Linked DNA regions of Homo sapiens: region 2 is linked to region 1. A link is an interaction called in ENCODE POLR2A ChIA-PET data of the cell type or tissue named here. Cell type or tissue: IMR-90. All regions are shown on one strand. Links, peaks and the distances in the headings refer to the core of each region. The heading gives the core; the rest is flanking DNA.

Region 1 (5,729 bases), core at 234-5,233:
GACTGGGATTTACAGAGGATTTTGGGTTAGAGTCAAGTAATGCTTTCCAGCCTTTTCTCCATTATAGTCCACATAGAAAATGAGCATATCTGTATAGCATGTTAGAGTAAACAGATAAGGTTGCTCCTCCTCATCACTGCAGTGACAGTTTGGGAATTCCAGCCACTCTACATGCCCCGCTGGGCCACCCTTGGAGCTGGAGGGATGTATGTCCAGAGCCATATCAGGAAGAGAGTCCAGCTGCAACAGATAGCCGTCATATCTTGAACCCTGACAATGTCTGAGGCAAGCAGGCTGGGGATTAACCACAAATCTCTGAGAATTGAGCAGTTAACGCTGTGTGGTACTTAGCTTGACATGTATTGCTCCATTCTGCATGCATGAGTTATGTGATCTTAGGTAAATTCCTTAACATTTGTGAGGCTGCTTCTCCATCTGTAAAATGAGGAGATGATACCCACCTCAAATGGTTGTTGTGAAGATTAACTAATATAATCTCCGTAAACTACTTAGCACATTGCTTGGCACATAGTAAATGGTAGCTATGTAGTTTATTCCAAAAGCTATATTTTTCTGATAATTTAACATACTGATGTATTTTTAGTAGAGATGAGGTTTCACCATGTTTGTCAGGCCGGTCTCAAACTCCTGACCTCAGGTGATCTGTTCTCCTTGGCCTCCCAAAGTGCTGGGATTACAGGCATGAGCCACCGTGCCTGGTCTATACTCCTTTCTTACCTGCAGTACTTCAATGGCTTCTTGTTGCTTACCGGATAAAGTTAAAATGTCACGTGGTATAAGAGACCCAGTATATTCTACTTCCTTTTCCACCCACTTCCAATACTCTCTCAAGTACCAAGCCCTGCTGGATGAACTTTAGCACTGTGGTAGGTTCTCCAACTGGGGAATCCTTTCACACCCCTTTGCCTTTATTCATTCTATTCCCATTGCCTTTATTTATTTATTTATTTATTGAGATGGAGTTAACGCTCTTTCACCCAGGCTGGAGTGAAGTACTGTGATTTCACCTCACTGCAACCTCTGCCCTCCCAGGTTCAAGCGATTCTCCTGCCTCAGCCTTCCAATATTACCTTTAATGTCCTTCTACCATCTCCTGTTGTCCATTTGACAAACTCATTCAACTTCCACCCCAAGTTTCAACCACAGCATTACATATTGTGCAGAAAAGAATTAACATAGTAGGTTTGAGGCTATAGTAGACCTTTGAAAGGTCTGCTCTCAAGTTTGGCTTTTGGCTGGCATCTGGGAACTTGGATTTCAGAAGTGTTTCCAAATTCCATATAAAAGTGGCTCACTGCAGCTGGGCACAGTGGCTCATGCCTATAATCCTAGCACTTTGGGAGGCCGAGGTAGGTGGATTGCCTGAGATCAGGAGTTCGAGACCAGCCAGGCCAACATAGTGAAACCCTGTCTCTACTAAAAATACAAAAAATCAGCCGGGCATGGTGTTGCACGCCTGTAATCCCAGCTACTTGGGAGGCTGAGGCAGGAGAATCGCTTGAACCGGGGAGGTGGAGGTTGCAGTGAGCTGAGATTGCACTCTAACTTGGGCAACAAGAGCGAAACTCTGTCTCAAAAAAAAAAAAAAAAAAAAGAAAAGAAAAAAAGTGGCTCACTGAGTCTAAACTGTTTGTGCAAACAATATAGTTTATGCTGAACATCTACTTTCCTTCTGGGAGTGTGAAACTTTGGTTTGCACTAGGCAGAGTGGTAAGCTAGGCAGCCTGTGTAACTGACCCCTGATAAAACCCTGGATTCCTAGGCTCAGGCAAGTTTCCCTGGTAGATACCACTTCACAAATGTTGTCACAATTAGATGCTGGAGGAATTAAGTGACTCCACTGGGAAGGTACTCTTGAAACTTGTGCCCAGTTTCCTTTGGACTTCATCCCAGGTGCTGATTTTGCTTTGTATCCTTTGGCTGTAATAAATCATAGTGTAAGTGCTGTAGTTTGAGAAGCATTGGTTGCTTTTTTCCTTGTGGTTTTTAGCTTGTATCTCTATTGGCTGTGTTTCCTTTAACTGGAAGTTATATCTAAACACTTGGTGTATTTAAGTCAAATATTTTGGCTAGAATACGTCTTTGGAGATGTTGCATGATTCATGTTGTGTAGCATCTGAAGAACATAATAACATCATATCTGATTAATTCGCCAAGTGAAGCTAAATTGACCACCGGATTAGGGTAATGGTAGTTTAAACCTTCCATTATGTAAATAAGTTTCCTCTCTTATGATCAGAAAGTATCTTTGTGTGTGTGTGTGTGTGTGTGTGTGTGTGTGTGTGTGTGTTTGGATGCAGTCTTGCTCTGTTGTCCAGGCTAGAGTGCTGTGGCATGATCTCAGCTCACTGCAACCTCCGCCTCCTGAGTTCAAGCGATTCTCCTGCCTCAGCCTTCCAAGTAGCTGGGATTACAGATGTGCACCACCAAGCCCGGCTAATTTATGTATTTTTAGTAGAGCCATGTGGGCCAGGCTGGTCTCGAACTCCTGACCTCAGCTGATCCACCCAGCCTCCCAAAGTGCTAAGATTATAGGCATGAACCACTGTGCCTGGCCCTTTTTTTTTTTTTGATACAAGATCTCCGTCTGTCACCCAGGCTAGAGTGCAATAGTAAGATCATAGCTCATTGCAGCCTTAAACTCCATGGCTCAAGCAATCCTCCTGCCTGAGCCTCCAAAGTAGCTAGGACTATAGGCACATACTACCAAGCCTGGCTAGTTTTATTATTCATTTTTTGTAGAGATGGGGGTCTCACAATGTTGCCCAGGCTGGTCTGGAACTCCTGGCCATAAGTAATCCTCCTGCCTTACTGATTTTTAAGGTAAGAGCTTGTTTAAACATCTACTTTGAATGGGCACAAATGAGTTTTTACTTTTTTGAATATCATTATGGAATAATTTATTTTTTTCATTGATTCAGTGTGGTTTCTTTTTGTGTGGTTTTTGGGTTCTTTTTTTTAGACAGGGTCTAGCTCTGTCACCCAGGCTGGAGTGCAGTGGCGCGATCTCAGCTCATTGCAACCTCCACCTCCTGGGTTCAAGTGATTCTCTTGCCTCAGCCTCCCGAGTAGTTGGGATTACAGGTGCCTGCCACCGCGCCTGGCTAGTTTTCGTATTTTTAGTAGAGACAACATTTCTCCATGTTGGCCAGGCTGGTCACGAACCCCTGGCCTCAAGTGATCCACCCAGCCTCCCAAAGTGCCGGGATTGCAGGTGTGAGACACTGCGCCTGGCCCTGAAGTCAGTTTCGAAGTCAGTAAGACTCCATGACCCATTGAATCTGTGGGGAGAGGGGCTTTGTGGTGGTGGTCTAGGAGGCTTATAGCTTGAGGGAGAGTGGATAGTAATGTCACTAAGAGAGACAAATAATGTGTTAAATATACAGATTTTGAGGGGAAGATCATAAATTTGGTTGTGAATGTTCTGGGTTTTAACTTTATGTGGGACATAACAGGTGGAAAAGTCAAGTAGGCAATTGAGATTCGATGCTAGGAACCAGGACAGGAAAAACAGATTTGGATGCCAGTCACCAGGATGTAGAAAATCTCCCTAGCAGGGTGCGGTGGCTCACGCCAGTAATCCCAGCACTTTGGGAGGCCAAGACGGGCGGATCATGAGGTCAGGAGATCGAGACTATCCTGTCTAACACGGTGAAATCCCATCTCTACTAAAAATACAAAAAATTAGCTGGGCGTGGTGGCGGGCGCCTGTAATCCTAGCTACTCGGGAGGCTGAGGAAGGAGAATGGTGTGAACCCAGGAGGCAGAGCTTGCGGTGAGCTGAGATTGTGCCACTGCACTCCAGCCTGGGCAACAGAGCGAGATTCCGTCTCAAAAAAAAAAAAAAATTAAATCTTCACAATTTATGTTCCTCTGCCACGGCTCCAGCCGGTCCCTCCGTTTGGGGTCCCTGACTTCCCGCAACACATCTCCAGAACTCTTTTCACCGTGTTGCCTGTGCTTTTGATGTCATATTCAATATATTATTGCCAAATCTAAGGTCATGAAGATTTTCCCATATGTTTTCTTCTAAGAGTTTATTATTATTATTATTATTATTACTTTTTTAAAGACAAGGTCTCACTCTATTGCCTAGGCTGGAGTACAGTGGCTCAATCATAGCTCACTGCAGCCTGGAACTCCTGGGGTCAAGGGATCCTCCCATCTTAGCCTCCTGAGTAGCTGGGATTATAGGTGCACACCACCATAGCCAGCTAAATTTTAAATGTTTTTATAGAGATGTAGTCTCACTATGTTGCCCAGGCTGGAGTATAGTGGCTATTCACAGGCATGATTATAGTGTACTACATCCTTGAACTCCTGGGCTCAAGTAATCCTCTCACCTCAGTCTCCTGAGTAGCTGGGACTACTGGTATGTATCACTGTGCCCAGCTTATAGTTTATTCATTTTTAATTACACAGTAGTGGTTCTTTTTTTCTTTTCTTCTTTTTTTTTTTGTGACAGGGTCTTGCTTTGTCACCCAGGCTGGAGTGCAGTGGAACAACCTTGGTGGCTCACTGCAACCTCTGCCTCCCGGGCTCAAGCTATCCTCCCACCTCAGCCTCCCGAGTAGCTGGGACTACAGGTGCAAGCCCAAGTCCAGCTAATTTTTGTATTTTTTGTAGAGATGGGGTTTTGCCATATTGCCCAGGCTGGTCTCGAACTCCTGAGCTCAAGTGATCTCCCCACCTTTGCCTCCCAAAGTACAGGGATAACAGGCATAAGTCACCACACTTGGCCCAGTAGTGGTTCTTAAAATAAAATCAGAGCATTACAGATATATTAAGGTTTCTTTTGTCCACTCCCAATTTTGTACCTCCAGCCCCCTTTTGAAAAGCATCCTCTGGCCGGACCCGGTTGCTCACTTTGGGAGGCCGAGGCAGGCGGCTTACCTGAGGTCAGGAGTTCAAGACCAGCTTGGCCAACATGGTGAAACCCAATCTCTACTAAAAATACAAAAAATTAGCCAGGTGCAGTGGCACACGCCTGTAATCCCAGCTACTCAGGAGGCTGAGGCAGGAGAATCGCTTGAACCCAGGAGGCAGATCATGCCATTGCACTCCAGCCTGGGCAACAGAGTGAGATTTTGTCTCAAAAAAAAAAAGTATCCTCTATTATGTGTTTATTATATATCCCTGTATCTTCCTAGGCCTATGGGAATACTTTTAGATATATTTACTACCTTCAAAAACATGTGGTATTATTTGCATAAGAATATGTGTGTTTACGTAAATGGCATCACAATGAGCATATCATTCATCTTTCTTTACTCTGTGCTAGGCATTGTTCTAATTTTGACGACACAGCAATACACAAAATAAAGTTTCTATTCTCATGGACCTTACATTATCCTGCCACTTGGTTCTTAAAATTAATATCATGTATTGAGGTCTATGCGTGATGATACATGTAGATCTGTTTCATTTCTTTTTTCTGAGACAGGGTCTCACTCTGTCACTCAGTTTAGAGTGCAGTGGTGCGATCATAGCTCACTGCAACCTGGAACTCCTGGGCTCAACAGATCCTTCTGCCTCGGCCTCTCGAGTAGCTGGGACTACAGACACACACCACCACATGCGGCTACTTGTTTGCTTATTTTTTTTTTCTGGCCACACGGCATCTGTATAATTTTTTATTTTTAAATTTAATTTAATTTTTTGAGACGGAGTCTCACTCTGTCACCCAGGTTGGAGTTCAAGCAATTCTC
Region 2 (5,729 bases), core at 297-5,296, 540 kb after region 1:
AAATACCAAAATTGTTTTCTACGTCTCTTATGTGCCTATTGTTTCCTATCTTATGATTATTTACATTCATTCTATTGCCTTCTCAGAGGGTGTAATGTAAGTTCTCTGAGAGCAGGGAACAATTCACTGTAATATTCACTAGTACCAGGCACACACTATGGGCTTAAATCGTAGAAGAATCAGTCCAAGTTAAAAGGACCTTTTTGTATAAGCTTCAGTCATCATAGCTATAAGCTGAAATCCTCTAGATATTATCACAAAATCTCACTTTACATTAATACACTGTTTTTTTTGTTTTGCTTTGTTTTTTTAAGACAGGTTCTGTCTGGCTCTGTTGTCCAGGCTGGAGTGCAGTGGAACGATCTTGGCTCACTTGCAACCTCTGTCTCCCGCTCTCAAATGATCCTCCCATCTCAGCCTCCGAGCAGCTGGAACCACAGGTGTGCGCCACCACACTTGGCTAATTTTTCTATTTTTCTTGGGTAGAGACAGGATTTCACCATGTTGCCCAGGCTGGCCTTGAACTCCTGGGCTCAAGCGATCCTCCCGCCTTGGCCTCCCAATGTGTTGGGATTATACACGTGAGCCACCATACCTGGTTACTGGGGTTTTTTAACTTCAAATGTTCTGACTAGATGCCAAGCTGGTTGTTAAAACATTACAAATTTGTAGAATTTTCCTGAAAATCAGTAAGTCAGGAAAGAGCTCAGGAAGCAGTGTTTGTTCTTAAAGCTCCTCAGCTGATTCTAATGTACAGCCGAGCTGGGAAATCCGTGGTATTGATAGTAATTCTTTTTTTTTTTTTTTAGACGAAGTCTCGCTCTTGTCCCCCAGGCTGGCGTGCAATGGCACGGTCTCGGCTCACTGCAACCTGCGCCTCCTGGGTTCAAGTGATTCTCCTGCCTTGGCTCCCCAAGTAGCTGGGATTACAGGTGGCTGCCACCACGCCTGGCTAGTTTTTGTATTTTTAGTAGGGACGAGGTTTCACCAGGCTGGTCTCGAACTCCTCACCTCAGGTGATCCACCCGCCTCGGCCTCCCAAAGTGTTGGGATTACAGGCGTGAGCCACCGTGCCCGGCTGGTATTGATATGTAATTCTAAGTAGGAATAGAGATTATAAATCCCTCACTAAAGTAACTTTTAGGCTACGCACAGTGGCTCACACCTGCAATCCTAGCACTGTGGGAAGCCAAGGTGGGTGGATCACTTCAGCCCAGGAGTTAAGACCAGCCTGGCCAATATAGAGAAACTCCATCTCTATAAAAAATACAAAAAAAATTAGCCGGGTGTGGTGGTGCGCCTGTAGTCCCAGCTACTCAAGAAGGATCATCTATTCAGGATCACCTGAGCCTGAGGAGGTCAAGACTGCAGTAAACTGCGCCACTGCACTCCAACTTGGGCAACAGAGAGACCTCATCTCAATAATAATAATAATAACCTTAAATAAATGGTTATAAACATTGCAGGAGAGAACAGAGTGACTGCCATCTTTAATATACTGAAACACTTAACCTAATTTATAACCAAAACACTTTTTAAGTAGTGAAGCAGGGTGAGCTGGAAACCCAACTGAACAAGCCTGCTTTCAATTACTACTGATCAGTACTAAAACTATGCCCTAGAAATAAGTGATGCTGGACACACCTGGGACAGGATTATTCATTCATATATCAACATACATTCACTATATATCCAGGATACAGATACAGTCCCTGCCCTGTTTAAATTTTCATCCTAGTAAATGGAGACTGGTCAAAACAAACCACACATACTGAAGAAAATACACTAACAAAATTTTCATTTTGTTCTAGAAGATTCCTTTAGATTGGGTGCTCAAGGAAAGCTTCCTCAAGGAGATAATATTTGAGCAGAGATCTGAATGAAAGATAAGGGGCCAGTCATGGGGAAATATCTGGGAAGAGTATTCCAGGCAGAAGGCCAACATATGCAAAAACTGTGAGACAGATAAAAACCCACAGACCTTTACAGCAGAGTGAACCTTAATGTATGTAAATTTAAAAAATCATTTAAGAGATCAGAGGCTCTCCGGATGGAACACAGACTTTGACAAAAGAATCTAATTGTCTAGAAAATATGTGAAACAACCTCACCAAAGGGGGAAGGGGGGTGCTAAGAAACTTTGGAAATGAAGTCTATAAGACTAAAGGCAACAGGAACTACACTTAAGCACTGTTCTCTACTTGATAAGGTTTTTCTCCATGGGAATACGTATTCTGAAGCCACTATATCTGCATATGTATCCCAGATTTGAACAATTAAGTAAAAAGATGGTGAATGATGAAAGCCAGTTTTCTGTCTGTAGAAGTGAGAGGTGACAGATAACCAAAGGAAGAAGGCTAGAATGGATAGAGTGGTAATGGATAGAATTGGAAACATCAACTCATGTTTAGCTTAATATAGATACAGATGACTGCATACAGAAAAACTTAGTTTAGTATACATACATGTACATCCCTTGCTCAGTCAGCTGAAAGGTCCTACAAGCCACAACATCCCAGTAGCAAGCACACCCAATGCCTAGAACTTGGTTTCTAATACCATTCTCTAATAAAAAGAATCAGGGCTCCTTGGAGAAGTGGCTGATTCTAGGACTGGGGCCGGAAATATATAAGATGTGCCTAGAGAATCTTGTGGTCAAAAGGATAAAGGAGGCTGGGAGTGGTGGCTCATGCCTGTAATCCTAACACTTTGGGAAGCCAAGGTGGGAGGACTGCTTGAGGCCAGGAGTTCAATACTAGCCTGGGCAACACAGCAAGATCTCATCTCTACCAAGAAAAACAAAGGATAGAGGAGTCAACTGAAAAAGATCCCAGTGACTAAAGCTCGAACAATTTTAGCAATAAAATAAATACGCATGATATAAATACATGGCTGAATAAATAAACTGGGGAGAATAGAAAAATATCCTGTGCAGAAGAATTCCAAGTAACTTATATAGATATTTTACCTTTACCTTCAAGGAAGTAGAACATAACTTTTCATTCCTTCCCAGGATGGGCTAGGCATGATGACTTCCTTCCAAAGAGTACAGAACGGAAACAGGGCAGGGGGATTAACAGTGGAGAAACCTGACCAACGCTACTGCAGCTAGGTGATCAAGGCCAAAACATCGACAGTGATAAAGCATGCTGAGAGCACCTTTGATTTGATGTAGTGAAAATCGTGCTTTACCTCTGTAATCTTCCTGCCAAAAACCCATAATCCCAGCCCCAATTATGAGAGAAACATTAGGCAAATATCAATTGAGAAATATTCTACAAAATACCTGACTGGTACTCCTGAAAACTGTCAAGGTCACCAAAAACAATAAAAGCTCAAGAAACTGTCACAGCCCAGAGGAACCTAAGATGTGACTACTAAATGGCATGTAGTACCCTAAATGGGATCCTGGAACACAAAAAGAGTATCAGGTAAAAACTAAGAGAATCAGAATAAAGAAAGGACTTTTGTTAATAATAGTGTATCAATATTGGTTCATCAATTTTGACAAGTGTACCATACTAATAATGCAAGGTGTTAATAAGAAACATTCAGCATGAGATTTTTAGGAATTTTCTATATTATCTTCACAATTTCCTGTTAATCTAAATCTCTCCTAATGACAAGTTTATTTAAAAAGTAAAACAAAACTTGAAGGAGGGAGGAAACAAGAAGGGAGGAAACATTGGAGACAGAACCAGCTTGGCAAGTTGACAGATAAGGTCTGAGAAGTAGGCAGGGGAAAGATCATTCATTTCAGGCAATATTTTTCCATTTTACCTGTATAAGAACCATATGAGCCCTATTTTTCTTTCTTTCTTTTTTCTTTCTTTCTTTTCTTTTTTTTTTTTTTTTGTAGAGATGAAGATTTCACTATGTTGAACAGGCTGGTCTCAAACTCCTGGCCTCAAGCAATCCTCCCACCTCAGCCTCCCAAAGCATGAGCCACCATGGTGGGCCTGTATGAAGGAACTTTTTAAAAAATGCTACAAGCCGGGTGCAGTGGCTCATTACCTGTAATCCCAGCATTCTGGGAGGCCAAGGTAAGAGGATCACTTGGGCCCAGAAGTTCAAGACCATCCTGAACAACATAGCAAGACCCTGTTCTCTGCTTAAAAAAAACAAAAACAAGCTGGGCGTGGTGGATCACGCCTGTAATCCCAGCACTTTGGGAGGCTGAGGTGGGCAGATCATGAGGTCAGGAGTTCGAGACCAGACTGACCAACATGGTGAAACCCCATCTCTACTAAAAATACAAAAATTAGCTGGGCACGGTGGTGTGCGCCTGTGATCCCAGCTACTCAGGAGGCTGAGGCAGGAGAATCGCTTGAACCCGGGAGACGGAGGTTGCAGTGAGCTGAGAAAGCAGTGAGCTGAGATAGCACCACTGTGCTCTAGCCTGGGAGACGGAGTGAGACTCTGTTTCAAAAAAATAAAAAAAAAAACTCAAAACAAATTAAAACCCTACAGATGTCTGGACCCTCCAATCCAAACAATTTAACCAGATTCTCTGAAGGTAGTGCCTAGGAAAAGGTCATGTTTATTTCCTATAGGGAAAGGGAACTTAACACAGGTGATGAGAATGTACAGATAGGGGCTGGGCATGGTGGCTCACACCTGTAATCCCAGCACTTTGGGAGACCGAGGGGGGCGAATCACGAGGTTAGGAATTTGTGACCAGCCTGGTGAAACCCCGTCTCTACTAAAAATACAAAAAATTAGCTGGGCATAGTGGCGGGTGCCTGTAATCCCAGCTACTGGGGAAGCTGAGGCAGGAAAACTGCTTGAACCCGGGGGGCGGAGGTGGTTGCGGTGAGCCAAGATCGCACCACTGCACTCCAGCCCAGGTGACAGACAGAGTGAGACTCCATCTCAAAAAAAAAAAAAAAAGAGGCCGGGCGTGGTGGCTCATGCCTGTAATCCCAGCACTTTGGGAGGCCGAGGTGGGCAGATCACCTGAGGTCAGGAGTTCGAGACCAGCCTGGCCAACATGGTGAAACCCCGTCTCTACTAAAAATACAAAAATTAGCCAGGCATGGTGGTGGGCACCTGTAATCCCAGCTACTCAGGAGGCTGAGGCAGGAGAATCACTTGAACCCGGGAGGCAGAGTTTGCAGTGAGCTGAGATCGTACCACTGCACTCCAGCCTGGGCAACAAGAGCAAAACTCTGTCTCAAAAAAAAAAAAAAAAAAAAAAAAGAATGTACAGAGAGGGATGAGAATCACTAACCCAGACCCTTCATTCTAAATTTAGTGCCAGTGACATGTGACATGATCATATGCACATTTTAAAGTAAGTCATTCCTGTTTGCATATGAAGTAATTGTAGAAGGCATGAAAGACAGCAAGACACCAGCAAGATTATATAGATGAAGTCCAGGGAAAAGAGAATGATGGCATAGAATAGAATGACAGCAGTGAAACAGAAAATGGACATATTTGGGGTTTATTTTAGAGGTAGGGCCAAAAGGATCAGGTGATAGATTAAACATGTGGGGGTGGAAGAGAAATATTAAGGTGTACTCATAGGCTTAAGCAAATGGAATTATGGTGTTATTTACAAAGAACGAGGTAAGCTATTTGCCTTTGTGAGAAATTTTTATGTATGGTAAAGTAAATCTATCTAAAAAGAACAAGAGATATATAATCCCTCATTGCTAAATTTGAGTGGCTTTAAAAAAGTAAAAAGAATGGGAAAAAGTGGAAATAGACTGCCAGATGAAGGTAAA

What was found. ChIA-PET counts read pairs that join two places held together with the same protein. Peaks named below come from ENCODE experiments on the same cell type or tissue, not always from the same donor. Only the 100,000 strongest peaks of a DNase experiment are listed, where the experiment ranks them.
Region 2: POLR2A ChIA-PET joins it to region 1 with 9 read pairs; 1 of 35 experiments calls an interaction of 5 or more read pairs at or near these places.

What each region holds. Positions count from the first base shown.
Region 1 is chr5:177,009,944-177,015,672 of GRCh38, reverse strand. It overlaps a transcript of UIMC1 not described here. Among named protein-coding and RNA genes, the nearest start is that of UIMC1, 6.0 kb to the right of the region's middle. In IMR-90, for the core only: no CTCF peak of the experiment used is centred there; a DNase peak (open chromatin) is centred at 2,122; H3K27ac peaks cover 669 bases.
Region 2 is chr5:176,470,846-176,476,574 of GRCh38, reverse strand. All of the region lies in intron 1 of FAF2 (Fas associated factor family member 2), which reads right to left. Among named protein-coding and RNA genes, the nearest start is that of FAF2, 25 kb to the right of the region's middle. In IMR-90, for the core only: no CTCF peak of the experiment used is centred there; a DNase peak (open chromatin) is centred at 2,814.